3 separate regions of the Homo sapiens genome follow, and regions 1 and 3 are each linked to region 2. Evidence: chromatin loops called from intact Hi-C (ENCODE). Cell type or tissue: Caco-2. All regions are shown on one strand. Links, peaks and the distances in the headings refer to the core of each region. The heading gives the core; the rest is flanking DNA.

The links. Hi-C counts contacts between places; a loop is a spot of excess contacts. Peaks named below come from ENCODE experiments on the same cell type or tissue, not always from the same donor. Only the 100,000 strongest peaks of a DNase experiment are listed, where the experiment ranks them.
Region 1: it touches region 2 in a loop (17-fold over the local background); 2 of 110 quality-filtered maps call a loop at or near these places.
Region 3: a loop joins it to region 2, with 4 times the contacts of the local background. A loop is called at or near these places in 32 of 110 quality-filtered maps.

The regions. Positions count from the first base shown.
Region 1 is chr1:157,686,956-157,698,324 of GRCh38, reverse strand. FCRL3 (Fc receptor like 3) reads left to right here. Exons shown (of 15, transcript NM_052939.4): 5 at 406-666; 6 at 901-1,185; 7 at 1,998-2,285; 8 at 2,718-2,996; 9 at 7,792-8,070; 10 at 8,408-8,527. It overlaps FCRL3-AS1 (FCRL3 antisense RNA 1), which reads right to left and starts at 2,896. Exons shown (of 2, transcript NR_199044.1): 1 at 2,743-2,896; 2 at 1,681-2,360. In Caco-2, for the core only: a CTCF peak has its summit at 6,815 (motif pointing right); no DNase peak of the experiment used is centred there.
Region 2 is chr1:157,167,385-157,177,029 of GRCh38, reverse strand. It overlaps LOC107985211 (a long non-coding RNA gene), which reads right to left and starts at 3,539. Exons shown (of 4, transcript XR_007066653.1): 1 at 3,287-3,539. RefSeq lists an enhancer at 3,748-4,249. In Caco-2, for the core only: CTCF peaks have their summits at 4,737 and 4,951; a DNase peak (open chromatin) is centred at 6,104.
Region 3 is chr1:157,502,339-157,510,338 of GRCh38, reverse strand. No RefSeq gene overlaps it. Among named protein-coding and RNA genes, the nearest start is that of FCRL5, 46 kb to the left of the region's middle. RefSeq lists an enhancer at 4,542-4,781. In Caco-2, for the core only: a CTCF peak has its summit at 4,497 (motif pointing right); DNase peaks (open chromatin) are centred at 4,518 and 7,838.

The sequences.
Region 1 (11,369 bases), core at 2,944-10,943, 520 kb before region 2:
GGTTAATGCAGGGATCCTAGGCAGAGTTGTAAGCAGACATGGGGATTGATGCACTGACCCCAGTGGGGAAAATAAAGAGATAGGGCAGCAGCATGATGCTGGATTGTCTATCCATCTACCTCCAAAGAATTGTGGGTGACCCAGGGGCCATCAGGCAAAAAGGGGTTCAAGTCTGGGATTCCTCTTTTGTGAAAAGACATGTGAAGATTTCTCAAGAACATTTTCTGGGAATTGGTTCACCCTTGTAGGGCAAGGAAGAATCAGGTATTTGGGGCCACATGGCAATGTGGGTGGGGGCCATTTGCAGGTGTGTATAGAACTGTGGCTCTTGCCTCATGGGTGGAAATGAAAGTGAAGGCAGAAACAGCAGGGGATAACCTGAGTGTGCTCCTGTGCTCTTTGCAGACTGGCTGATCCTGCAGGCTTTACATCCTGTCTTTGAAGGAGACAATGTCATTCTGAGATGTCAGGGGAAAGACAACAAAAACACTCATCAAAAGGTTTACTACAAGGATGGAAAACAGCTTCCTAATAGTTATAATTTAGAGAAGATCACAGTGAATTCAGTCTCCAGGGATAATAGCAAATATCATTGTACTGCTTATAGGAAGTTTTACATACTTGACATTGAAGTAACTTCAAAACCCCTAAATATCCAAGTTCAAGGTAATGGCTAGATTCCTGTGGATTACTGGGTTTGTTAGGGAAACTGGGGATAAAGGGAAGATGTTTATCAGTGGGAATTTCATAAAGAGTCTCCTATGGCTCAGCCATGGGAGGGAGATGGTTCCTTCTGCATGCTTCTCTATCTCCTGATGGCTGGTGCTGAGATGACAAATGCATCTCTCTAGGAACTCTGAGCCTCACCACCCTGGAGACTATGTTGTTTCTTTTCATTAGAGCTGTTTCTACATCCTGTGCTGAGAGCCAGCTCTTCCACGCCCATAGAGGGGAGTCCCATGACCCTGACCTGTGAGACCCAGCTCTCTCCACAGAGGCCAGATGTCCAGCTGCAATTCTCCCTCTTCAGAGATAGCCAGACCCTCGGATTGGGCTGGAGCAGGTCCCCCAGACTCCAGATCCCTGCCATGTGGACTGAAGACTCAGGGTCTTACTGGTGTGAGGTGGAGACAGTGACTCACAGCATCAAAAAAAGGAGCCTGAGATCTCAGATACGTGTACAGAGTGAGTGTCTAAGGGGCTGCTCTTCCAGAGTCAGAGCTGGGGAGAGGAAGGCCAGTGATATCTCCTGCACCCCTAGGATGGTGGACATAACAGAGAGGAGTGTCCAGCTATTCTGGTAATCTTCTCTCTTTAAGCTCAACGTTGGTCTAACAGCCCTAGAACATTTTCTTCCACTTGAGTCAGGTAATAGTAATTATTGATCAGTTACTGATTGCCCAACCCTATGGGGTTACAGAGATGTACAAGATCGGTTCTCTCATGAATCAAGAGACAACTAGAAGCACAACTGAACACATGCAGTTTTAAGAGGCCCCTGTGGTGCTTCCATTTGGTAACCTGAACTCACAACAAAATAGTCCGAAAAGGGGAAGATGAATATGAACTGTAATAGTCAGAGAAAGACATGGAGACATGGATGTAAATCTGGAGAAGTCTTGAAGAATAGGAGAAGGGTTTGGATTCTATTTTGATCTTCAAAACAGAGGATCTCCAGTGTTCTCTTTTATTTTGTGGTTTATTGATGCATCAAAGATTCCTTAGAGATAAATGCATATAAAATGTGACCAGAAAACATTGGATTTATGGAGATTATGGACTTGGTGCCCACATTTCTCAAGGATGGGAATGTTGTGGGAGTGAGAGGGATGTTGCTTCCTTTATAATCGTATACACAATTAATTTCTTATTTCCTACTTTGGGCTTCTGCCTGCTGCACCTGCTGCTATTGGCCTATTCATGGTAGCTCCAGCCTTCCCCTTGACCTTGATGTCCCTGCCATCAGGACCTTCACATGCCATCTTGTGTTCCCCCAGGAGTCCCTGTGTCTAATGTGAATCTAGAGATCCGGCCCACCGGAGGGCAGCTGATTGAAGGAGAAAATATGGTCCTTATTTGCTCAGTAGCCCAGGGTTCAGGGACTGTCACATTCTCCTGGCACAAAGAAGGAAGAGTAAGAAGCCTGGGTAGAAAGACCCAGCGTTCCCTGTTGGCAGAGCTGCATGTTCTCACCGTGAAGGAGAGTGATGCAGGGAGATACTACTGTGCAGCTGATAACGTTCACAGCCCCATCCTCAGCACGTGGATTCGAGTCACCGTGAGAAGTAAGTTCCGATTCCTTTCACACAGCCTCGAGTTGCAAGCCAGGGTTTAGGTTCTCTGTCAGCCACTAAGGTCTCCTAAAAGAGGCACGGGGAGGGAGGGAGGGGAGGGGGGTGGGGACAGAGAGAGAGAGAGGGGGAGAGAGAGAGAGAGAGATATTTAAAAGCTATCCAAGAAATGGAAAGATGGCAAAATAAGTTGAAGCACCTTACTTCTTGCGGGGAAGACTGAGTGGTGATGAAAACAAAACTACCCAAGATTACCTCTCACTGTTTTGGGGAAATGCTTCTGATTGTTAGATAAGAAAAATGTGATCAGTGGGGAAACAGAAACAATCAAGGGACAAGGGACATATCCATTGCTAGGCTCCTTGAGAGAGGTTGTGCATCTGTCACAACGTCAGAATCCTCTGACAGCCCTTTTGTCTCCTTCAGTTCCGGTATCTCACCCTGTCCTCACCTTCAGGGCTCCCAGGGCCCACACTGTGGTGGGGGACCTGCTGGAGCTTCACTGTGAGTCCCTGAGAGGCTCTCCCCCGATCCTGTACCGATTTTATCATGAGGATGTCACCCTGGGGAACAGCTCAGCCCCCTCTGGAGGAGGAGCCTCCTTCAACCTCTCTCTGACTGCAGAACATTCTGGAAACTACTCCTGTGATGCAGACAATGGCCTGGGGGCCCAGCACAGTCATGGAGTGAGTCTCAGGGTCACAGGTAAGCAAGATATACCCACAGCAGTTAACAGCCAATACAACAGATCATGTCTTCTCAGAAATAGCTCCACTGGGCTATTTGCTGGTTGATATCCCAATAGACTTCCCACTCTTTCTGACTCCACCTGGGAGTTCTGGGATTCTTCCTAGTGATTACACATTTAGTAACTTAGACCATTCCTTTTTTTAATTCCTCTGTAATTATCATCAACAGCCATCCATATACCCCATTCATTTTTTTTTCTGGTAGAGGCACGAAGGCTTACCAGAATACCAAACACGTGATGGGTCAGCAATTACTGACAAAGGAAAATGGCACAGAAAGCCTTTATTTCTGAATTCCTTTGCCCAGGAAAAAAATGACTGGATCATCCCTTGCCACAGTTTTCTGCCCCTATCTCAATCTAAATTCCCACTTGGCTCCCTGGATCATTAAAGTGTCTCTCTTCATGGATACCCACTTCTGTGGGTTCTCTGTCAGCCACTAGGATCACAGCAGCAGGCCTCTTTCATGGCCTCCAGATTCTAGTGACCTATCTAACCTTCTCACTTTTTTCAAATGCCTTCTGATTGGGTCTCATTTAATCTGATGTTCTCAGTATCCCCTAACAAAATTTTCCTTCAGCAGAGGCACCAGGGCATCTCGTATTTCCCATGTCCAGCCCCTAAGAACAATTAGCAATGTGCCCAATCATTTAGAAGAGAACCTCCAGTCCAAGTCATGGTTATCCCAAAGGGCTCAGCATTTGGAGGATGGGAGAGGGCACTGGGACCTAGGAGAAGATGGCAAAATAAGAGAGATATGGTAATAATTCCCAGTCACACAAACCCATACATTCTCTGGATTTTGCCATGGACTCTTGTTCTCCAATGATTCCAGACTATTAGAACACTTATGACATTTTGGTTAATAATAATCCTTCCTATAGGCCAAACTTGGGTAATGATTTAAGGAGGTATTAAAATCTGGGAATGCCAGACAGTGTGCTGAAACAGAGACTCGAGTCTTGAACAAGAAAATATCATTTGTTTAACCTTGAATAAGTCTTCTTACTAGTCTTGTGCTTATTTTCCTCCCTTATAAAGTAATTGAGTCAGCAAATCATGGGGGTATAAGAATTCTGGATCTCGCACCACTCTCCATCAAAAGTATTTAACACATACCCCACATATATGTATATTAATAACATATATTTGTGTGTTAATTATATACATGTACTACTGTATTAACTTAATGGGCACATTACAAAACAAACAGAAAAAATAGAAATTAAATAAGGGGCCGGGTGCAGTGGCTCATGCCTGTAATCCTAGCATTTTGGGAGGCCGAGGTGGGCAAATCACTTGAGCTTAGGAGTTTGAGACCAGCGTGGGCAATATGGAGAAACCCCTGTCTCTACAAAAAAATACAAAATTCAGTTGGGCATGGTGGCATGCGCCTGTACTCTCAGATACTTGGGAGGCTGAGGTGGGAGGACCACTTGAACCCAAGAGGTTGAGACTGCAGTGAGCCAAGATTGCACAACTGCACTCCAGCCTGGGCAACAGAGTGATACCATGTCAACGAAAGGAAGAAAGAAAGAAAGAGAGAGAGAGAGAGAGAAAGGAAGGAAGGAAGGGAGGAAGGAAGGAAGGAAGGAAGGAGAGAAAGAAAATGAAATAAACAATATTTTAAAATCTTTGATTTAGAATATTTGACTAAAATTATTATAATTGAATATGCTTCATTTACTTTGAAAATCTTAGTTTACTTATGGTGGTACAATTATTTGAGGTTTGGTTCTGAGTTTGGCCTTATTCCTATTAGTTTTAGTGTCTGTTACTGCTTAAAGCTTTATCTTACCAATATATCTACATCCAAGTGGAAGCAGATCATCACTGCTGCTCTTTCAATTCCATGATACTCATTTTTCAATCCCATAGTCTAACTATGCAAGGGTTTTCATTGAAATTTGGTTAATAAGTTTATGTTTTTGTTGATGTTCATTAGTTGTTCTTGTAAAGTAAGTAGGAAGTGCTGCATGTTGAATTTCCTTTTTTTTTTTTTTTTTTTTTGAGATGGAGTCTTACTCTGTTGCCCTGGCTGGAGTGCAGTTGCACTATCTCAGCTCACTGCAACCTCCACCTCCCAGGTTCAAGCGATTCTTCTGCCTCAGCCTCTCCAGTAGCTAGGATTACAGAGGCAGGCTACCACGCCCTGCAAATTTTGTATTTTTAGTAGAGACGGGTTTTCGTCATGTTGCCCAGGCTGGTCTCGAACTTCTGAGCTCAGGGAATCTACCCGCGACAGCCTCCCAAAGTGCTAGAATTACAGGCATGAGCCACCACGCCCAGCCACTGCATGTTGAATTTCTATCGAACATGTTTAAACTTTGGTTGCCATGTTCTGTTTCCATGGATTTTTAAAGGTGCAGATATAAATTTTTAAAGTTGACATACTTACATTTTCTGGTAATAAGACGACATAGAAATGTAAATATTTTTAAACAACTATTTTCCAAAATATTATCTCCATAGCATAAGTTTAGAAAAGCATTAGCAATATGAAATACTGTTAAAAGTCACTTTTTAAAGTGTTTGCTAAGTATTAACATTGTCAGTAGCCACTGATCACCAAAAAGTCAACAAAAATTAAATACTAATCTTTCTTCATGGAAAAACACGTAACGTATCTTTACATTTAATTCCTCTTTTTAGAACTTTGCCACAAAATAAGTGAACTTTCATGTGATACAAAAAGGTTTGAGGTCACTCCCCAATCTCATTACAAAGCATTGTAAATCTTTTATGATTTGGCCAGGCACAGTGGCTCATGCCTGTAATCCCAGCACTTTGGGAGGCCAAGGAAGGATTGCTTGAGCCCAAGAGTTTAGACCAGCCTGGGCAACATGGGGAAACCCTGTCTTTACTAAAAATACAAAAGAATAGCAAGGCGTGGTGGCATGATCCGGTAATCCCAGCTACTCTGGAGGCTGAAGAAGCAGGATCACTTGAGCCCAGGAGGTCAAGGCTTCAGTGAGTCATGATTGCACCACTGTACTCCAGGCTGGGCAACAGAGTGAGACCCTGTCTCAAAAAAACAAAAAAAGAATACAGAAATTAAATTAAAAAATAAAAAATATATTTTATGATTTAAATTAAAATAATCTGTAAAAACACTTAAGTAGCCAATTAAAAGGGCATTATGTTCCATATGCTGAGAGTTAACTAACAAGCCAAGGCACTGCTGTCCCACCCTCCGTGCCTGGGTGGCCCTGCCTTCATAAAAAACGCTGTCCTATCCCAATACACAGTGTGACATCTACCTGAGCAAGAGCACCACCATGAATATTAGTAAAGCTGAATATCTTTTTAAATTTCAAGCTCAAAAAGAAATACTCTTAAATGTTCTCATATTTTCTTCTTACACTTCAATCTGGTGTCTTATAGCCCATCTTGGAGACCACTTAAGTTGACAATAACCATGGTCTTTTTCAGTCTTCAAGTTCTTTGATTTTAGGGGAATATGCATTCAGAACCAGAGGTCCCATGAGCCCTAGAGGAGGGGATGCAAGAGGTTGGAAATCTCTCTTTCCAGAATACGAACACCCAGAGACATGAGTGAAAGGCACAGTGAGATCACAAAGCACCATACAAAAGACTCACCCCTGAGGCCCTCTGCATCCCGCCCAGGTCACTTCATATTTAGAGGCTATACAGAAGGGACAAATTCAAACCATCTGTTTCAATTTAGCAGGAACTCTACACTTCCAATATCAGGACTTGGCACCTCTATCCTGATGAGGCAGCTGGTGCTATCTTTCTTGCAGCCAGCAGATGGCTCATTTTCAAGTTTAATCATTGCCATTCAGTGAATAGTTTCCACATTCACACTCATTCCCTTTAGCCCATCTGCGATGGAAAGCAGAGCTTAAGATCCTTATCAAGTTACCCTTGCCAATAAAGCACACGGCTTATATCTAAAGCACTACACACAGATTGGTTCATCCAGTTTTCCTCACAACTTTGCAGAACCAGCAATCTTACAGTTAACATTCGATATTAAGGGCTTTCTATTCTTCCCACTATGCCATTTCTTTAATTGTTCATTAAAATAGAAATCATTGTTGCTAGAGCTATATCTGGATTTTTTTTGACAGTTTGGTTCACTTCAGTTTTCCATTCAATCATCAATTATTGAGCATAAATTTTATATGCCAGGCAAAGTTCCAACAGCTATAAATACAGCAACGAACAAACAGATAATTCTCCATCCTATTGGGGAATCATATAAAACAATGATGATAGATAGATACATACATACATACATACATACATACATACATACATAGACAGATGTCAGGTAGTGCTAAATGCTATGTAGAAAAATAAAGCAAGGTGATTAGGTAGAGAGTAATGGGTCCTGCCTTTAGATAGGTATGGAAGTCTCAGTCTTAGAGCTAAGATTCAGGTGTAGGAATTTTAGAAACCTTGATTTTAGCTATATTTTTATCAATAATAATAACCAATTTTTATAGTACTTTACATGCAATATGATTTTTATTACAATAGCTTGAGATATAATGTATCATTAACTCAGTTTTACAGAGGAATAAACTAAGACTTAGAGAAATTAAAAAGTTCTTAAAAAATCAAGCTTATAGAGCTAATAAAGGATAGAGACAGGATTGAAGCCCAGGTTCTCCAGAATCCAGGTGCATGTTCCCGCAACTCAACTATGCTGCATATTCCTTTATTAAGTTCTCTTGTATACCTACTTAAGTAAAACTGCCAGTGAACTATTTTTCCTCCCTCAGTTCCGGTGTCTCGCCCCGTCCTCACCCTCAGGGCTCCCGGGGCCCAGGCTGTGGTGGGGGACCTGCTGGAGCTTCACTGTGAGTCCCTGAGAGGCTCCTTCCCGATCCTGTACTGGTTTTATCACGAGGATGACACCTTGGGGAACATCTCGGCCCACTCTGGAGGAGGGGCATCCTTCAACCTCTCTCTGACTACAGAACATTCTGGAAACTACTCATGTGAGGCTGACAATGGCCTGGGGGCCCAGCACAGTAAAGTGGTGACACTCAATGTTACAGGTGTGTTAATAGTACCTGGGCTAGAGGTCACAGTTATGGTAAATAAAATAGTTATCTGACAGATTGTACAAATTCTACTAGCACCAAGGAGGTTTTGAACATGCACACGAAGGCTTGGGACTTCTGGAGATTGGTACTGATTTTATATGGGAGAGGGAAAGGAAATACATTTTAATCTTAGATGCTGGAGAATACCTTTCATATGCCATAGTTTTGAAAATTACAAATGATGCTACAGGAGGAATCAGAAACTGGAACACACTCACCCTACTTGCATGATTTTGTCTGTATCCAAAACCTGTGCCACTGAAACTCAAGTACAGCTCCCTCCACTCAGGAACTTCCAGGAACAGAACAGGCCTTACCGCTGCGGGAATCACGGGGCTGGTGCTCAGCATCCTCGTCCTTGCTGCTGCTGCTGCTCTGCTGCATTACGCCAGGGCCCGAAGGAAACCAGGTGGGTGTCTAGGTCCTACCTTGTGATGTGATTTTGCCGTTGCTATAATAATTTGAAGTTGTCTGGTGCACCCTATAAAGGTCAAGTATTCCCTTCCAAGTACTAGGCCCTCAGTTCCACTACTCACTGTCACTCTGTAGGCAATTGTAGCAAAAACAATAGAATAAACTTCTCAATAAAATTTTTACCTCATGTGTTTAATTTGAGATTTATATTAGGTAGCAGAGTTTTGCTTCCAATTAAAAATTAGAAAATTAATTAACTCATGTTCTATCTCCCTAAGAAAGTCCTTCATTTGTAACAAAAAATAAATAAATCATCATAGAGGTGACCATAAACTCCGAGATATATTTGAATGCCAGCTAAATGTAGTGAAATTGGATAAAATAAATAAAGAATGCCAAAAATGAGATTAAAAATTCAATTTCCGATTGTTGCTAGTGTATAGAAACACAACTAATTTTAATATTAATTTTATATCCTGAAATCTTGCTAGACTGACTTATTAGTTCAGTATCTCTTTTGCAGATTTCATCAGATGTTCTATATAGATGATCATGTTGTCTGCAAAGAAAGATAGTTTAACTCTTTCCTTTCCAATATTAATTTCTTTTACTTCTTGTTCTTGCTTAATTGCACTGGTTAGAACCTCCTGTACAATGCTGAGTGCAAGTGGTGAGAGAAAATATTCTTATCACATTCCAGATCTTAGGGGGAAAGTATTCAATCTCTCCCCATTACAGATTACTTTAGCCATGGGTTTTTTTCAATGCTGTTTATCTGGTGGAGGAAGTCCCTCCTATTCCTAATTTGCTGAGAGATTTTACACAAATAAATTTTTGTAAAATGATTTTTCTACATTTATTGAGATAGTAATGAGATTTTTTTTAGTCTATTGATAAGGTGAATTTTGAATGTCGAAGTAGCCTTATATTTCTGGGGTCAACCCAACTTGGTCATGACTGTTGATTTGATTTGCTAAAATTTTGCAAAGGATGTTTACGTCCATGTTTATGAGGAAAATTTGTTGTTAGCTTTCATTTCTAGAAATGTCTTTTTATGATTTGGTCTCAAAGGAATACTTACTCAGTTACCACTTCCAGAATTTTTCATTCCTTTTTATATAGCCATATTTTCACCTGGTATCAATTTTGTTCTGCCTGAAGGACCTTTTTTTTTTTTTTAACATTTCTTACAGTATGACTGCCTGCCAGTGAATTTGATTGATAATGTTTCTCAATTCCTCTATATCCTTACTGATTTTTTGTCTACCTGATCTATCAATTACTGAGATAGGGGAATTAAAATCTTTAACTGTAATTGTGAATTTATCCATTTCTTCTGCAATTCTATCAAGTTTTGCTTCCAGAATTTGGAATTGCTCATTATTAGGTGGATAAGTGTTAAGAATTTTCATGTTTTTGATGAATTATCCACTTTATCCTTATGAAATGACCCTCTGTATCCCTGGTTGAATCACTTACTGTGAAACAGTCTTTGTCTAATATTAATATGTTAATATAATTAGTGTTAGCATGTGATTTTTTTCCATCCTTTTGCTTTTAGCCTATTTGTACCCCTATATTTAAAGTTAATTTTTAATAGATAGCATGCAGCTAATTCTTGCCGGTTTTGTTTAGTTTAATATTGTAGTCTGCCTTTAAAATGAGGTGTTTAGACCATTTGCACTAGTGTAATTATTGATATGATTAGGTTTCATGTCTATTTTGCTATTTGCTTTCTATTTGTCACATCTATTTTTTGCTTTACTTTGACTTATTTTTGGAATAATTGATTTTTTAATTCTATTTTACTTCCTTTGTTAGTATAATAGCCATAACTTTTTAAAAATTTTCAACTTTTATTTTAGATGTAAGGGGTAAATGTGTGGATTGGTTACATGGTTATATTGCATGATATTGAGATTTGGGGTACAGATCCTGTCACCCAGATAGTAAGCATAGTACCCAATAGGTAGTTTTTCAACTCACACATTCCTCCCCATCTCCCCCATCTAGTAGTCCACAGTGTCTGTTGTTCCCATGTTTATGTCCATGTTTGCTCAATGTTTAGGTCCCACTTATAAGTGAGAACATGTGGTATTTGGTTTTCTGTTCTTGTGTTAGTTGGTTTATGATTATGGCCTCCAGTTAAATCTATGTTGCTGCAAAAGACATGATTTCATTTTTTTATGTCTGCGTAGTATTCCATGGTGTATATGTACCACATTTTCTTTATCCAGTCTACCACTGGTGGGCACCTAGATTGATACCATATCTTTGCTATTGTGAATAGTATGGCAATGAACATATGAGTGCATGTGTCTTTTTGACAGAATGATTTATTTTTTTGTGAGCGTATACCAATAACAGAATTACTAGGTTGAATGGTAGCTCTATTATAAGTTCTTTGAGAAATCTCCAAACCCCTTTCCACAGTGGTTAAACTAACTTAAATTCCCACCAACAGTGTATAAGCATTCCCTTTTCTCCTCAGCCTCACCAGCACCTATTGTTTTCTGACTTTTAAGTAATAGCCATTCTGACTGGTGTGAGATAGTATCTGATGGTGGTTTTGATTTCCATTTCTCTGGAGATTAGTGATGTTGAGCATTTTTTTATGTTTGTTGGCTGCTTGCTTGACTTCTTTTGAGAAGTGGCTGTTCATGTCCTTCACTTATATTTTAATGGGGTTATTTGGTTTTTGCTTGTTGATTTGTTTAAGTTCCTTACAGGTCTCAACATTAGACTTCTGTCAGATGCATAGTTTCCTAATATTTTCTCCCATTCTATAGGTTGCCTGTTTACTCTGTTGATAATTTCTTTTGCCGTGCAGAAGCTCT
Region 2 (9,645 bases), core at 1,646-9,645:
TCTCCAGACCTAGATACACCACAACATCTGTGAGTTCCCCCTTCCGTTACCCTGGGGGAGCAGTATCATTTTCCTAACCCCAAGGCACCGCCTCCTTTTCCCCACCTGGTCTTCCCCGATGGCTGCACAGGCAGAACACCCCGAAGGCTGGAGCTGCAGGCCTGACCCCATGACCACCTCAAGGTAGGTTTCTGGGTATTAAATCCATTTAATGGATGTGAAACCCAAACCTCAGAGGGCTTATGAACCTGTGAAAGGTCACACAGCTAATCAAGGCACAGGGTCTGGACTCCTGACCACAAGCTCAGGACTCATCGCTGACATCACAGCCACTCTCCCATCCCACTGTGTGTCCCCAAGCACGTCACCTTGAGTGCACTCTGTGCTCTCACCCAGAACTGCTCCACAGATTCCCAGGAGAGAAGATATTCAAGACTGGTTTGATTCTCACTCCCCTACCTGGTAATGGGGAAGTTACTGCAAAAGGCAGTCCACAAGTTCTAGAGTTAGAATATCCTTCCTATGTGGAATCAAAATCTGGGCAGCTCATCTGCGCTCACCCTCAGGATCTCAGCGTGACGGGAACCAAGCCTGGCCGGGCTGCTCCCTCAGAGAACTAATTAGAGGAAGGGTCACTGAGTCACCCAGCCCAGAGGGCATCACAGGCAGGAGGGTGGTCCTGTGTCAGGACTCAGGCTGTGGAAGGAGGCAGACATGAAAGTGACAGCAAAGAGGGGAAGCCTGTCTATGGCCAATGAGATCTGATGCCTCCCTGAGATAGACCCAGAGCTGCAGTGAAGTCAATGACCAAGCACCTTCTTGGATCCACTGGGTTTTTTCTTGGAAACCAGGGCAGAACAGAGCCAAGACAGCAGGTGTGGGTGCAGGTGTGAAGGGTTAGACTGGGACGGAAAGAAAGTGGGGGACTATGAGACAGTAAAGTTGGACATTTTCAGAAGCATAGGGAGGCTTCATTGTGTCAAGCCCTGGCCAGGGATCAAACCAAGCTCAGGCAGATCTCTGAGGGCAAGCTGGCACATTCCCTTTATAAACAGGCTCATCCAACACCCATTATGCCCCTGACCTAGGATGCCTTCCTGTACTGCAGGAGATGAAAAGCTCAAAACTACATTTTTCAGACACATTTCAGCTGAGGTCCCACAGGTCATTTCACATACACAGAACTTTTACTGAGACTGAGTTACATGGGGGTGGAGGCAAGGTGCAGGCCATGTTTTGGGCAAGGAAGGCTGGCAGCAATGGCATGGTCACAACCAGCAGCTCCTGACCTCACTCTGTTGCCCAGGCTGGAGTGCAATGATGCAATCTCAGCTCACTGTAACCTCTGCCACCCGGGTTCAAGCAATTCTCCTGCCTCAGTCTCCCAAGTAGCTGGGATTACAGGTGCCCACCAGCAGGCCCAGCTAATTTTTGTATTTTTAGTAGAGACGGGGTTTCACCATGTTAGTCAGGCTAGTCTTGAACTCCTGACTTCAGGTGACCCATCTGCCTCAGCATCCCAAGGTGCTGGGATAATGGGCATGAGCCATCACGCCTAGCCCTGACCTTGCAGTTTTCTTTCTGTCCACGGCACAGGCGGCAGCTCTCTCCACAGCCCAATTCTGCATTGTGGCTCTGGACACCATTTCTGGAATCTCTGGCATGAGTTTGTTTCTTTCATTCTACCAAAAAATCATGGAACTAAAATGTATGTTTTCATAATACATTTTCTCCTAAAGAAAAAAGCTAAAGAGGATGCTGTCGTCTGCCACTAAAAGATGTAATGGAAAACGGAATATGAAATTCTCTATCTGACCTGTGTTGGTATGAAGGCCATAAGGAACTAATATATCTTATGTAATTTATTTACTATAACAAAAAAGAGAAAATGTCAAAAGCCTCACCATTCTTTGTGAGACAATTGGAAACTACCTTCACCTCATGAAGCTGAGCAGCCAGAGAAAAATATTCTGGGGGTCAGGAGCCCCCAAAGGCAGCTGATGAGAGGTCCTATGCTCAGGTCACTGAACTGGGCCCCTGTGTCCGTGGCAATGAGACAGGTGCCTGCCCTGAACTAAGTTCCATGGGGTAAGAATGGGGAGAGTCTGACCCATGGTCACATTGGGGCATGTCACCTGTGAGGGGCACATGGGTATCATTATGATCACTTTCTCATTTTACAGATGAGGAAACTGAGGTTGCAAAGAGATGAGCTGGTAAACCCAAGGTGTGGAAAGTGAGTAACTGGCCAGAGCCAGGCCTCGGACCAGGTCCCTGGCCTCCCAAACCAATGGTCTTTCCAAATTCAAGTCCCCTCTCAGTGAAGTGAGTCTGCCACACTAGGATGACTTCAGACCTTGAGGAGCCACACCAAGGGAGAGGGAGGCCAGGCCTGTCCCAGGCGGCATCTCACCTCCCTCATACCACCCCCAGGAAGAGGAACCAAGGCCTGTGGCTCCATATCCAGAGCCTCTGGGCCCCAAGGCAGCCCTGGACCAACCACAGCCACCTCCGTCTACACTCTGCCAGTCACAAACAGGCCTGCACTGCCTCACGCCCAGCACAGCCCTGCACACATGCTGGCCTGAAAAGCCTCGGTGGTCTCACTGGGGACCCTCATACTCTAAGGTGGAGGTGGCCAGCCCTGCCCTCCTCCCTCGGGGCTCATGGTCTCATTTCACAAGGTGTTTTCATCCTAGTCTTCGCCACCTCAATCATGCCAACTACGTTACCTTTTGAACCTGGGAAAGGCCCCACTGATGGAGAGACAGCTTGGGCCTATGGTAGGGCCAGCTCCCGCCCAACGTCAGTGTGTTGGTGACATTCGCACTCCAACCACAGCAGACAGGTGCCTTTCTGCAGGACTTCCTTTATCTCAAGAGTTCCTTCTCAGTTCTTGGTTTCCAGAATCTCTCTTTCATCCAGCAGAGGAGGAGGACAGGCCACATCACCCAGTCCAACCTCCAAACCCACCAGGGACTCAGGTCACAGCTGCTCCACCCCCCAGGGAAGCCTGTGGTCTCTGCAGATCCCAACTGCAACCCCAGAACGTGCCCACAGACCTTTGAGCCCCCTCTCGATGGGGCACAGAGGAAAGGGAGAGCCCAGCAGGAGCTGTTCACTGGGAAAACAACTCCTCATTTACAGGGGTTAGCCCCATTCCTTATGGACCACAGAAGGATGCCCCGTCAGCCTCCAGTCTGCCCACCTGCACCCAGTGCCTGAGTAAGAGCCTTCCCTGCCATCCCCTATCAAACGTCTGCTGCCCCTTCCACATGCAGCTCACCTGGCCCTGGGGAGCCGTCCCCGACCTGCCCCAGGTGAATTAGGTGCTCTGGGCTCTCCCAGCACTCTTAGCTGTTGTCCATGAAGACCCTGAGGGTGTCATGTATGCTCTGGAACAAGACAAGCAGCTTCCATCTAGGCTACAGGCGGCAGCCTGCTCTGATTGTCATGCAGCACATATTTACTGAGCACACCTGAGCCTGGCACTGGAGGAGACTTCCCTTCCTGTCCAGTCACCACCTGCTGCTGTCACTGAGCCCCTAGGTGGTTTCAAAGAGAGCACAGCCTCACTCAGCACCTCCCCTTCTGACAGACATCTCAGCCCACAAGGGGCCCACGTTCTGTGGTAAAATGAAGGAGAGCTCCTCTCCCTTAAATGTTCTCAGGCAGCCCTGAGCAGTCAGGTGTGTGCTATTGTTCCATAGCTGACACAGCAGCCCACCCTGGCTGTGTGGTGCCCACCTCCTTAGGAGCCTGCAGGGCTCCAGCTCAGGGCTGGGCCCCAAGACACACTCCAGCATCAGCCATCTTGCTTGCCAGAGGAGGCGCATCAAATGCAGGTTGAACTTCTCAAATGCAGTTATTTGCCCTCAGCAAAAAAATATGAGAGGCGGGAAAATATCCATTTAAATGTGCAGCAATTCTACTCAGATCCCAAAGTAAGTATGACATGGGAGCCGCAAATCCATGGTGCCCCTGGTCCATCTCTCTGCTCTCGCCTGCCTCTCAGATGTGCACCTTCTGCTGCCTGGTGGGCAGCAGTGAGCAGGTAGCAGTTTAACCACTGGCTCCACAGGAGGAAAAAGCCCTGGTTTCTAGTAATTGCTAATTTCCATGGTGTAAATATTCCCACTCTGTCTAATTACAACCACCAACATCATGACTATGAACACAGATTTGGGAGGAGATGCACAAAACCAGCTCACAAGCCGGCTCCAGCTGGCTCCAGCACACACTGTCTGTGAGTGGATCTAATAATTAAATATGCAGGACACATTTTTCATATAGCATGGCCCCTCAACACCAGCCAACCATTTCATCGGGAAGAAAACACAGCCTCTTCCCAAGCAGAAGGAGAAACTTGCTGAGGGATGGAATGTTGGTCTCCAGTAGAGCAGCACTCTAGGGGATCCACACAGCAGATTGTAACTGTAATTGATTTCCACCTCAGAACCCAATTCTTCCCATCAATCACCAAAGCTAAGGCTTGGTTACTCCTCACCCAGCCTCCTCCTTCACTGCTGGGCTGTCCCAGCCTAAAACTCACGTGGGGTCCCCACTGTCCACTTCCCCACAAGACTGTGTAGTCTGAGGGCACAGAAAGGCTTTTCCTTTGGGAGCCCAGCATGCTTGGAGACAGGACTTGGAATCCAACTGGACGTTGATTCCATTCCTGCTTCTACCGCTAAGCTCTGTCATCCAGCAGATCCTCAATGGCCTCATCTGGAAAATGAGATAATACCTCCTCTGCAGGGTTGCTGGGAGGACTAAATAGATAGAAGAAAGCCCCACACACAGCACAACACACAACAGGGCAACTCCGACTCCCTCCCCTCCCCTCCCCTATTCTTCCCCGGAGAAACAGGGCTGAGCCATAGTCGGGCAATGTCGCCACTTAGTGGCTGTGCTCAGAATTGCCCAAAAGACCAACAGTTCCTGGATTTGAGGAAAACAGGGAAAGCACTTAGGGAAGAGGTGTTGAGTTTCTGAGAAGCCATTTGGCATTATGGAAAGTGACTGGGTACCGGCATCTGGAAAACCAGGTTCAGGTCCCAGCCTTGCCAAATATTAGCTGTTTGATCCTAATCAAATTATGTAACTTCTCTAAGCATCAGTTTCATCATGTGTAAAATGGGGACGATAATTTTAACCTCAGATTAATGCTCGGAAAGCGTTTGTTGCCCTTATCTTGCTCCTGATGCTCTTCCAGCCCTCTCTCCCCATCCTGATAAACATCACCTTCCTGGTTCCTGACCCCCCATTAGCTCCCCAGGGCCACAGCTTCTCATCCCTGTTTTCAGGAGCACTAATTCCCCCAAGACACTACCTCTCAGAGAGAGATTTTCAAAGTCCACCGTCTTATCCTCATTGCTTCAGGCTCAAAAACTTTACATTCTTACAAATTTAATAATTCCTAGTGACACATTCATGGTGACAAAATTAAGTCGAGATTATATACAAAGCAGAATGCCAAGTCTCTCATTTACAATAAAAGTCACCCATCTCTGGGAACAGGTACCAAGCCAGAGAATCAGGACACCCTCTTCCCATTAACAAAGTCTCTTCCCAACCACAAGGGCTGTTGCTGGACACAGACTCCGAGATGGTCACGGTGAGAGACTGTTTGTCCCACATTCAGGAACATCCCGAGACTCCCTAACCCCGGCTTCAAACACCTCCCTGGTTGGCAGATGCCTGTGACCCTCGTCCCGAGGACACGCGCCCACCAGCCTCGCTTCCGCGCTGACCAGCACCTTCCAGGTATCAAGCCCTCCCCACATGGGCCGAAGCCTTAGTCAGCTGGCCTGGGAAAGCCCAGGCTTTAGAACTGCACAGAATTGGGTCTGAATCTCATTTCCCACTTATTACCTTAGTGACCCTGGACAGATTGCTGAACTTGCCTGAGCCTGTGAGCTCATCACAATGGGGCACAAGCACCCACTTCAGGGAGTGTCTGCGTTGAGTAAGTGAGGCCCTGTGCGTGCCCAGTGAGGTGCCCGGCAGATGTTCAGCCAATGATCCTATTTCATTCCAAACCCCGCATCTAGGAGATCCTTCCTCCTTTGTGAAGGTGCTGGATTTACCACCAGGCCAGAGTCCAGGGCGCCCCCTCGTGGCTCTGCGTTTACCAAATTTTATTTCAGAATAAAATTATTGGCCGGCTCGTTGGCTCACACCTGTAATTCCAGCACTTTAGGAGGCAGAGGCGGGAGGACTGCTTGAGGCCAGGAGTTCAAGACCAGCCTGGGCAACAGAGCAAGACCCTGTCCTTCCTAAAATTTTTAAATTAAAAAAAAAAACCTCTCCTTGAGGATAGGAGACACCTGAGGAGAGATACCCCCACTAATTCCTCAGCCATCTCACTTTTGTATTTTAAAATAGGAGCCACTAAAATCCATTTACAATGAAAGAAAAATGTAAATGTATATCTATAAGGCATTTTTCCCTCCGTAAACACAGTAGATTCTTCACTCATCAGAATGAAATGTCATTAAACCTAAGCAAATGGATAAGCAGAGTAAATTATACATTTCTATCTAAAAGACTGGAACAAACAGGTCCATTTATCAGAATCTAAGCAATAAAGCAGCATCCCCACCCCAATCTAGGAAAAATATCTACTGCTAATTGCTCTGCCTGGGTGTTCCTGTATTTGGGCTTAAATTAGTTTTGAGCCATCTCCTAAAGCAGTCTCTACAAAAAGCCAAAATCTGTTCTTCTAACATAATATGTGCAGGTGTCCAACAGGCCTTATGGGCCTCAGACATCTGCTTAGGTGTTTCCTGGCCTAGGGGCCCCCGGCCATATATCAGACAGTTGACATTTATTAAGCACTTACTATGTGCCAGGGGCTGAGGCTACACACTTGATATGCATCTCATGAATCCTCAAACAACTCTATTATTTCTTTTCTTCTTTTTTCTTTTACAAACCCTTGTGTCAAGGGCTGAGTTTCAATAGATCACAGCAAGGGAGCTGCTCTGCTATGTACAAAACCCCAAACATTATGATCATTATGTCTACTTCACAGGTGAGAAAGTGAGGCTTAGAGAAGCAGTGATTTGTCCAACATCCTAGACAGATAAATAACAGTAAGGATTCAAACCTAGGTCACTCTGGCCCCAAAGCGCTTGTTCTTGTCCTACACTCCCAATACAATCTTGATTGCTTTTCTCAACGCACCTTTACAATAACATCTGCACTAGGACAACTATTACTGAGCTTGTCCAGTAGCAAACAACAGACTCTATGTTTTCTTTGCTGAATTCATTAACTTTTTCATATTTTGGGAGGACCAAATAACATTTCCTTCAGTGGCTTTTACTTCAGCCACTCTCATTCCCTTCTAAAGATGTTTGTGATGAATTTCTGACCCATCTGTGCCCTTAAAGTCTGCTCATGTCCAACAAAGCAGGCAAATGATAAGACCTTATGGACTTAGGTGGCATCTGTGTCTGTAGATGGAAAATCCCCCTCTCCACTCCTACTGCTCGAAACCAAGCACACTTTGTGTCTAGATCTTGGTTTCTAAAGCCAATCCCTGCAAAAAGAACTAGACCTTTTTGGAGAAATGGCTGATTGTTGATTCTGGGACTGAAACAAAATATACAATGTGAGCTCAGAGCGTCCTGTAGTGCCAGAACCAGAACGTAAGGAAGTGCTGAACAACAACAAAAAGACACGACAGGAGCCTGCTACAGAGCAGCCAATGGCCACAATGGGAAACTATTTGAGCCACAAAATAAAGTAGTATTGATTAATAACCCAAAATATAAAATAAATATCAATGAGTTCCTATGATATCAATGCATAATTGAATGAATCAATAATTGGACGAGAAGAAAGAATCTCCTGTGGAGAATAATTCCAAACCTTATGAAGATACTCCACCCTTAAGAAGGCGACACCTAACTCTCACTCCTGCAGTGTGGGCTCCATGGAATGACTTTTTCCAAGGCATACAATATGTAAAGGAAGGGGAAAGGGTAAATTGACAGTGGATGAACCTGCCAAACACGATCTTTGACAGGTGATCAACATCAACATAAGATTAAGTCCTGTTGATAGTATGTACTGTGATAAAACGTGATGAAAATGGTGTTTCTTCTGTGGTCTTCCTCCCAAAAACCAAGACCCAAAATCCAAGTCTCATCATGAGAGAAACATCAGGCAAATCCCAATTGAGGAACATTCTTCAAAACACACGACCAGTACCCCTCACGAAAGTCAGCGAAAACAAGGAAAGTCTGAGTAGCTGTCACAGCCCAGAGGAGCCTACAGAGATGTGTAGGGTGGGATCTGGGAACAGAAAAGGACATCGCGTAAAAACTAAGGATGTCTGAAGAAAGTATGGACTTGAGTTCATAAGAATGTATCCATATCGGTTCATTAATTGTAACAGATGTTAATAGCATAAGATGTTGATAAAAGGTGAAACTAGGTGTGGAGTCTGTGGGACTCTCGGTACTATCTGCCTAATTTTTCTGTAATGTAAAACTTTTATAAAATATAAAGTTTATTTTATTTAAAGTGCTGCCACTCCTAGGCCCATGTTCCTTCTTATTACCACAGTTCGTGACAGATACTCAGGCATGTCCAGACATCATTTCCACAGAGGCCGGCCAGGTCTGTGTGTGAGGCTTCTCCCCTCTCTTACCCAGGAGCTCTCGTTCCAAATAAAACCCTGTTCCCACTGCTGACTTACAAAAGCAGAACTGAAAATTGATCGGGCTCTGTTTGGAGTCTCGGTTCACAGGGGCTGACTCCACATCCATTCCTCAGATACTCACTGAGCACAGCCTCTGTGCCAGGCACAGCCAGGGGACCAGGATGAGCGCGGCGTGAGTGCTCCTGCCTACACCATGTGCAGTCAAGTGTGGGAGAGGTGTTAAACAGGGAAACGGGCAAGGGCCAAGGAAGTTCTCTGGGCCGTCTTTCCTAAGGGCCCTAATTCCATCCATGAGGCTCTGCCCTCATGACCTAATCACCTCCCAAAGTTGCCTCCAAAAGCCATCTCATCAGGGATTAGGTTTCAACCTATGAAAGAAGGGAGGATACAAACACTCGGTCTACAGCAATTAGCAAACTTTCAGTTCTCTTATATATTAAATGGCCATTTGTATTTCTTGAGTCTTCAGTCTTTCCCCATTGTTCTAGGGCGCTGTTAATCTTTTCCTTATTCATTTGTAAGAGCTTTGGTATATTAGAAATTAGCTGTCTGCCCTATGTGTTCAGAACACTCTTTTCTTTGTTTATTCCTTCCTCATCCCCCCATCAGGGGCTTTGAATGGCTCTAGCAAGCCGACTTTGAGTTTAGGGTGGGCCAGGTGATGACGATGTGTGGGAAGGACATGCATCAGGTGGCACAGTGCCTCGTCTTAAGCATCTGCTTCTCCCCAGGGACTAGCAGGACCCTGTCACTTTTGTGGTGCTCAGCTGTATGGGGAACTGTATAGGGAAGCCACATTTTGCAGGAAGACAGCAAGAAGTGGTCAGGGAATCTGTTCAGTGAGTCGGGGGGCTGTTGGCCCACAAGACAGGCACATGTCACAGCTTCAAGAGGAGGAGGCTCCTATGAAGTATCTTGCCCTGGAATGTGCAGCATTGTCTGCACAGCTGCTGGGAGCCTCCAATTACTGT
Region 3 (8,000 bases), core at 1-8,000, 330 kb before region 2:
TAAAATCTTTCTGATGTGAATGTTCTTTAATTATTTTCCAGAGAAATAAAAGCAAAGGGGTGATGTCCCCAGAGACACTCTTCCGGGTGGCTTATTGACAAAAGAACATATTTGCTTATAAGAAGGCTGTGAATAAATACAAATTTCGTGGGTGGGGCCCAGCATATCCTGCAGCTCTACATTTCTTGGCATCAGGCAGTTTAAGAGATTAAGGACTCTGATGAAAAGAGACAAAATGAGAGTGTTCAGGCTGCTGGGTGCCTCAGGGACGTGTCCTCCACGCCCGGCCTCAGCCTCCCTTCCCATCTCTCCACCATTGCTCTCGTCCATCTTATGTGTTTGTCCCACACCTCTGAACACCATGTCCACCTGTGTCTCCAAGTGGGGCACCACAGAGCAAACCCGATGGATAGATCTGGTCCAGAGGCGGCCTTGTGGCCATGTTGGTGGATGGAGGAGAGCTGGGGGAAGACATGGGAGAATAAGGCTTAGAGGCAGGTGCCCCTCACTTGCCTTCCTTCCATCTGACCAAGCAGTGCTCTTTGTCAGGGTCACTGTCACCTGGCCTCACCAAAAATAGAATGAGCTCTGCGTGGGAAGGGAAGAAGGAGGAGGTGCTGTGGCCATAACCATGGGGTAACAGGGGCGTAGGGAGGGTGAGGCAATAGCTCAGGAGGACCCTCCCCAGCTGGCCCAGGGACTCCAGGCCTCAGGCTTTGGGGTGTGAGAGTGGTCAGGGAGGGGTGAGTTGTTTAATTTTCAAGTCTTATTACTAGAGAAGGCCTTGAGGGCATCCACTTCTTGTACTTTTCTCATGCTTGGGCCCCTCCACAGCATCCCTGCTGAGACATCAGCCAGCCTATGCTGGAATGCTTCTGGGGCCAGGGAGCTCAGCACCTCACCTGGCCTGAAATCACTGAAGGTTAGAGCTAGAAGGGGCCCTTGAGACCCTCAGGCCCTGCTCATGCTCATGTTTCCTGTCACCCTTCTTGCACTCTGAAAGTGACCTCCCTGTCACTCTTACCCTTAAGGAGAGTCTGCCCCCTGTACTTATTAGCCAAACTGCCTCCTTCAGATGTCACCTTCAATAGCTAAACTGTGGGGCAAGGCAGTGTGGGAGCTCCTCCACGCTCCTCACTATCATTTGCAAATTCCTTCACTGAGTATGTGTTCTTATTTAGTATGAATTCATATTCAGTGCCTACAACTGAGAATTGTTGAGAAGTCATCAAGAAGACCCACCTTGCCACTATGCACATCCTCAGTTTTGCCTACAACTGAGAATTCTTATTCATATGTATTCATATTCTGTACCTACAACTGAGCCAGGTGCTTGCTGTACTAAGTACTTGGAATACACTGGTAAACAAGGCAAATAAAAAAAATTCTGCCCTCAAGGAGCTGACATTCTAGCAGGGGAAACAGACAGGGAACGCTAAACATGATAAGTATGTAACTTATGTCATGATTTAGAAGGTGGCATGCGCCATGAAAAAGAAGAAATAGAGCCAAATAGGAGGGTTAGGATGCCCAGAGGAGGCTGCAACAATAAAGAGTGGTCGAGGAAGTCCTCACAGAGACGGTGATCTGAACAAAGGCATGAAATGTTCCATGGCCATTTGGACAGCATACAGGAGTCAGAGGGAGGAGTGCCCCAAGAAGAGGACATAAAATAGGATCACACCCAACAAGTTTGGGGCTAGACAGCAGAGAGCCACGTGGAGGCAGGGGGGCCAGTTAGGAGACCACTACACCATCCAGGTGAGAGATTATGACAGTTGAGATGGGGTGATGGTGGTGGGGTCAGAAGTGATGGAATACTGGGCATATCTTGAAGCTAAAGTATCCAGAATTTTCTGATGGATGAAATGAAGATTCAAGAGAAAGAAAAGAATCAACATGATTCCAAAATACTTGGCCTGAGATTCTAGAAAGATGGCAGCTCCATCCTGAGGTGGAGAACACTGTAAGTGGAACAAGTTAGGGGAGAGGATCAGAAGTTTGGTTTTGAGCAATGGACATGCAGGTGGAGATGTCAAGGACACAGTCAGTGACAGAAGACTGGATTCAGGAGGGAGCTCTGGAGACGTACATGCCAGTCATTGGCATCGAGGATGGCATGAGGGCATTGAGGATGTGCATAGTGACGAGGTGGGCCTTCTTGACTACTTCAGAAATATGTCTTGTCTGCCAATTCAGGATGGCCAAATGAGCACACACCCCATTACTCCTCTCGCTTGCAAAATCCACCAAAATATTAGATTTATCATTTATTGGTCATTGTCCTAACAGTACTACATATATTGTCTCACTCCATCTCAAAATAACTTATAAGAGAGCTGCATTGTGCCCGTTTTACAGATGAAGATGCCACAGTGCTGAGATCCAGTTATCCAAGGCCACAGGACTAATATGAAGCAGTTTCAAACTCAGAAGGCCCACTCTTAATCACCATGTTATACTGATGTAGCACATGTTCCAGCAAATCTAAACTTTAGCAATAAAAATAAAATCTAAGAAAGAAAATGTCACAAGATCCATGAGAATGTAGTACTCAGGTGTCCCAGAAAAAATTCTAAGCTGACAGCTACACAGCTGCCCCAGAAAACAATGCATCCAAAAAGTCAGAGGACTTGGGGAAGATTGCTCCACTTCCACCAGAGGAAGTCACTTCCACTCCAGAAATTATAGAAATAAGAACACAGAATAAAGATTCTAAGCAGGTCTAAGTCAATTCTAAACAATCAGATGAGATATGTTATTCTTCAATAAAAATTACAGCAAATAGAATGACAATTAGAAATCCAGGGAAAACAAGACAGTCTAAGAAAGTCGTGGTTCAAATTTGAAGTAACTGAAGTGTGGGTAACTGGATAATTAATGGAGTGGAGAAAAGAGACCTTTATTCATAGAACATTCTCCTTTGAGTGCCCAAGGTTTAATTACATAGTATTTTATTTCCTTTTCCGTGGGCCTAATCACAGTACTTGGTTCTGCAGTGACTCGTGTTTACATAATAATAATGCCTTAAATACTGTTTAAGGGTTTTCAATTTTTAGAATCAACTTCAAGCACAGAACACTTAATTATGGCTACTTCAGTATTCAAATTCTATAAACACGTGCAACACAAAAGTGATATTATGGCTCACAGAACTCTGGAGGTGGAAAGCAGAGGAAAGTCTACATGCACTAACTTTGTGTATGTGTGTGTGTGTAGTGGAGAATCAATATAGACTTTTTCTAAAAATAATACATCAAAAAATTGAGATTTGGCTGGGTGCAGTGACTCACAGCTGTAATCCCAGCACTTTGGGATTGATTCACAAGGCCGGTGAATCATTTGAGCCAGGAGTTTGAGACCAGCCTGGTCAACATGGTACAACCCCGTCACTAATAAAAATACAAAAATTAGCCAGGCATGGTGGCATGCGCCTGTAATCCCAGCTACTCAGGAGGCTGAGGCAGGAGAATTGCTTGAACCCGGGGGGTGGAGGTTGCATTGAGCCGAAATTTCTCCACTGCACTCCAGCCTAGGCGAGAGAGTGAGACTCCGTCTCAAGAAAAAAAAAAAAAAAAAAAAAAAAAAGGGAAAAAAAAGAAAAAGAAAGAAATTGAAATTTAGGTCCTTTTTTTTAAAGCATAAATCTAGCCATTAGAAAAACCTAGTCATATTACAGATTGAAACCAGGAAGTAAAGGGGACAGGAAGACAGGAAAGCCCTATAATGCCCTAAATTCTTCATCTTTCCTACAATGTAGGTAATAGACACCATCTAGTATAGTTTGGATGTGTGTTCTTGCCCAAATCTCATTTTAAAATGTAATCCCCAGTGTCGGAGGTGGGGCGCAGTGGGAGGTGATTGGATCTCCGGGGCAGATTTCTCATGAATGGTTTAGCACCATCCCCCTTGGTAATGTCCTCACAATAGTGAGTTACTGTGAGATCTGGTTGTTTACAAGTGTGTGGCCCCTACCCCTGCACTCTCCCTCTCTCTCTTGCTCCCACTATGGCCATGTGATGCACCTGCTCCCAGGTTGCCTTCGGTCATGATGGTAAGTTTCCGGAAGCCTCCCAGAAGCTGAGCAGATGCCAGCGTCATGCCTCCTGTGCAGCCTGCAGAACCGTGAGCTATTAAACCTCTTTTCTTTATAAATTATCCAGTCTCAAACATGTCTTTATAGCAAGAGAGAATGGACTAACACACTATCTAAAGTGGATAAATCAAGGATTTCCATGTATTATCATGTTATTTATGTTTGTGTGCTGACCAGATAACTAAAAACAGAAAACGCTAATCACAGGAGTAAACCGAGCTACAGGGAGGAGAAACTTTACTTTTTATTGTATGTCTGTACCAGCTGTTTGAATTTTTAAACATGAGCACGTATCCTTTTGCCACGTATGTGCCTATTTAATGTGAAGCTGCGTCAGAGCCTTCTTGTTGCACATTGAACTCAAGTGCAGCCACAGTTCTAACAAATGGCCAATAGGTGTCACTAGGTCCCTGGGCTGTGCGGGGCTCTGAGCAGAGTAGCCAGGAGAGCTGACTGTTCTGTCTCTTTTGGACCCTGACAGGGAATGGGGCAAAGGGAGGCAGCAGCTGGAGGCCAGTGGCTTGCCAGCAGCAGAGCCGGCATTCGGCACACAGCTGCAGTTCTCAGGGCATGGGCAGCCCCAGATGGCACCACCACGGGGAAAATGTCCCGATGGAGGAGGTTCACAGAAGGCTGGGCTGGGCCAGCCTGCGTTAGGAGGGCAGAGACTGTGAGAAAGCAAAGGAAGCCAGTGAGAAAACAGAAACTGAAGCAGAGAGCAGTACTTGCATCAAGTGAGAGTGCCTGAGCCCACCTTCCCTAGATCCACCACGTGCCAACTTTGTGACTGCAGCAAGCTGCTCAGACCAGGAGAGCTGAGCACCTGGGAGTGGAATAATAGCAGTGCCCACCCTGCACAGCTCTGAAGACTAAAATATTCATAAACATTTTAGAAACTGCTTCTCAGTTTGGCAATTTCCTATAAAGTTAAGCATACACTTGCTGTACAACCCAGAAAATCCCCCCTAGGTTTTACCCAAATGAAATGAAAGCTGAGATTTACAGAAGAACCTATACAGTATATTTTTAGTAGTTTTGTTTATAGTCACCCAAAACTAGAAACAACCCAAATACCCCTTAATAGGGAAATGGATAAACAAATTGGACAAATTCTATACAATGGAATCCTATTCAGCAACTAAAAAAATGAACAAACTCCAGAAACACACAAGAACATGCGTTGCAGGACTTTTTCTTCTTTCAGCTAAAAATGGGGTTCTTTGTCCCACGGTCATGAAAATTCAGGCTCACAGACAATTTTAATGGTGAGTAAGACAAGTTTTTTTGGGTAAAGAGGAAGAAAAGGAGCAAACAGGGACTCTTGCAATGCCAGAGTCCCTGCTAGAGCACTTCCCGCCTGCCTTGGAATCCCAGGTTCCACACAGGAAGAGGAGGGGCCCAACTCCTCCCCACAAAGGGTGTGAACTTCTGTGGCTCCACCCCATTGTGCAGGCTGGTTGGAGTTTTTCCGGGGAGCCCTCTCCCGCCTGGCTGTCTCGTTCCCCTTTCTAAAGAAGTACATCAAACTTTTGTTAGATTAAGGATAAGGACGAAGACCCATTTTAACTGCTTCCTGCTGACAGGGGATGCTGTTTTGGGGAAACAACAGTCCGAGCTCCCTCAAAGGTCTATTTAAGGTTTCCCAGCAGAAGGGGACATTGTCAGAGGCTCCAGCTGCATGACTATTTGGAGTTTGATGGCCTGAAGGCAAGAAGAGACAAACTATGTTATTAGAAAACATGTATCCAAATGAAACAAGGGGAGGGTTAAGGACAGCTCAAAAATTCTGAGGCCTTTTACCAGTTTGCACAGGAAGAGGGAGGCCAAAAGCCCAACTGGTTAAAATACTTTACCCTTTTGCCAGCATGTTGGGCTTCTGGGTTCTCTTCCCCTGAGCCCAATCCTATGGCAGCCATTTTAAGGTTTGGGAAATTAACTCCTTCCAGTTTGTAGGATGCATCTGAAGGGAGTGTCTTGTAGTACAGAGACACAATTACCTATTAGTGAAGAGAGGACAGAGAAGGAGAAAGGAAAAAAAGAGGCACCTGTTAAAGGAGTCCCAGAGGTTCAGGATGCATTTGGAAGGGGTACAGACTGAAGATGAATGGCTACCCATCTAGAAAGAGGGGAGCAGACATCCCTGGCTCCCTTCTCTTCCTAGCAGATACCCGGGGATGTGACGGAGAGAAGGAAGAGTGTCCTCTTTCCTCTTCCGTCCTTGCATCCCCAAGTCCGGGCGACTTAGGCAGGTCTGGCGTGAGTGCAAAAGAGCTTTGCACCCATGAAGCAGGGGGCCCTTAGGGGTGGGAATCATCCACTCTTACCCATGTATGCCGTATCTCCCTTGCTGTTGGTAGCCTTGGAGTTCCCTAGATCTCATTTATGCCATGGACATTAACGTGGCCTTTATCCATGAAATAGCAAGCTCGGGGTTGGCTTAATCAGCAGAAATTAGCCACGCTCACCTGCGCTGTGCCTTTTAACCTTTGTAGCTGCCTGCCTCTGGATCTGTTAGATCCAGTTCTCTTTCTCTTTTTTTTCTTTTTTTTTTTTTTTTTTTTTTTTTTTAGACAGAGTCTTGCTCTCTCACCCAGGCTGGAGTGCAGTGGCAAGATCTCGGCTCACCTCAAGCTCTGCCTCCCAGGTTCACGCCATTCTCCTGCCTCAGCCTCCCGAGTAGCTGGGACTACAGGCACCCACCACCAAGCCTGGCTAATTTTTTGTATTTTTAGTAGAGATGGGGTTTCACCATGTTAGCCAGGATGGTCTCGATCTCCTGACCTCGTGATCCGCCCACCTCGGCCTCCCAAAGTGCTGGGATTACAGGCGTGAGCCACCATGCCCGGCCCAGTTCTCTTTCTTATAGCATTGACCTGAAGCTTGGAATTGAGTTTGGGACAAAAATGTTTCCCAGGGGGTTGCATGGACTCCTTATCATAAGCCAAATGCTAAGGTGCAACTGTGGAACTGAGTCCTCCTCCAACAAGGGAAAGAAAAGGATGTCTTGTGACACACCCAGATAACTGGTGGCTTCAGTTATGCTTGCTAGGATTTGGGTGCATGGTCCTTGGCTTTGGTTAGCTCCCTTGGTGTTACTTTCCCAAAAAAGAAACCTTCAAGTGATGGGCATCCTATTTATTCCCATCACCTGGCGGGATTTGCAGGATAATTGCTCAGAACTAGAATATCGATCCAGATTTCTACATTACCCATACCTCTTGTTCTTTCTGAGCTGTAGCTGGAGATTGCTGGTTGGTTCACAGGAACAAGCAGGGTTATCCTAAAATGTAGGCAAAAACTTACAAACAACTAGTGTGTTTAGAATTTAATGACAAATATATGATAAGCTTTGAAATATAATTTCTCTCTCTGTAGTCCTCATGTTTGTTAAAAAACAAATCATCATAGGACTGAGGGTTTGCAAAATAGACTTTGGTTTTATACTTGGCCTGATTATTTCCATAAAGTACAACAAGAATAATTATTTCTACATAGGCCTTTTGGATTGGACTTGATGGAATTCTGTTCCACAAGGCATCTCAGATAAGACCTTTTAAAGTTGAACCAACCCAGCCATGGGTTTGTATCCTCGAATACCTGTGAGTTGAGTGGTCCTCTCCTTTTAAGATCCCAAGATAAACTTGGAGCTCCTAGACCTGTTAGAAAGTCACATTCTTTACTGACCACAGGTCAGGAACCTTGTACAGAGACTGTGTAGGGGAGGGTGTGAGGCCACACTTCCATGAGGCTTTTATTGGTTCTGTAAGTCAAGCTTGACTCCTTAAAGGGAAGTATGCCCTTCCAGTCAAACCCTTGGTAGAATAACCATTTTTTCTAATTGGGTCCTGTTGCAAAAGAAAAACGGATTCTTCGTGCACTGATGAAAAAAACTATATTGCCATAA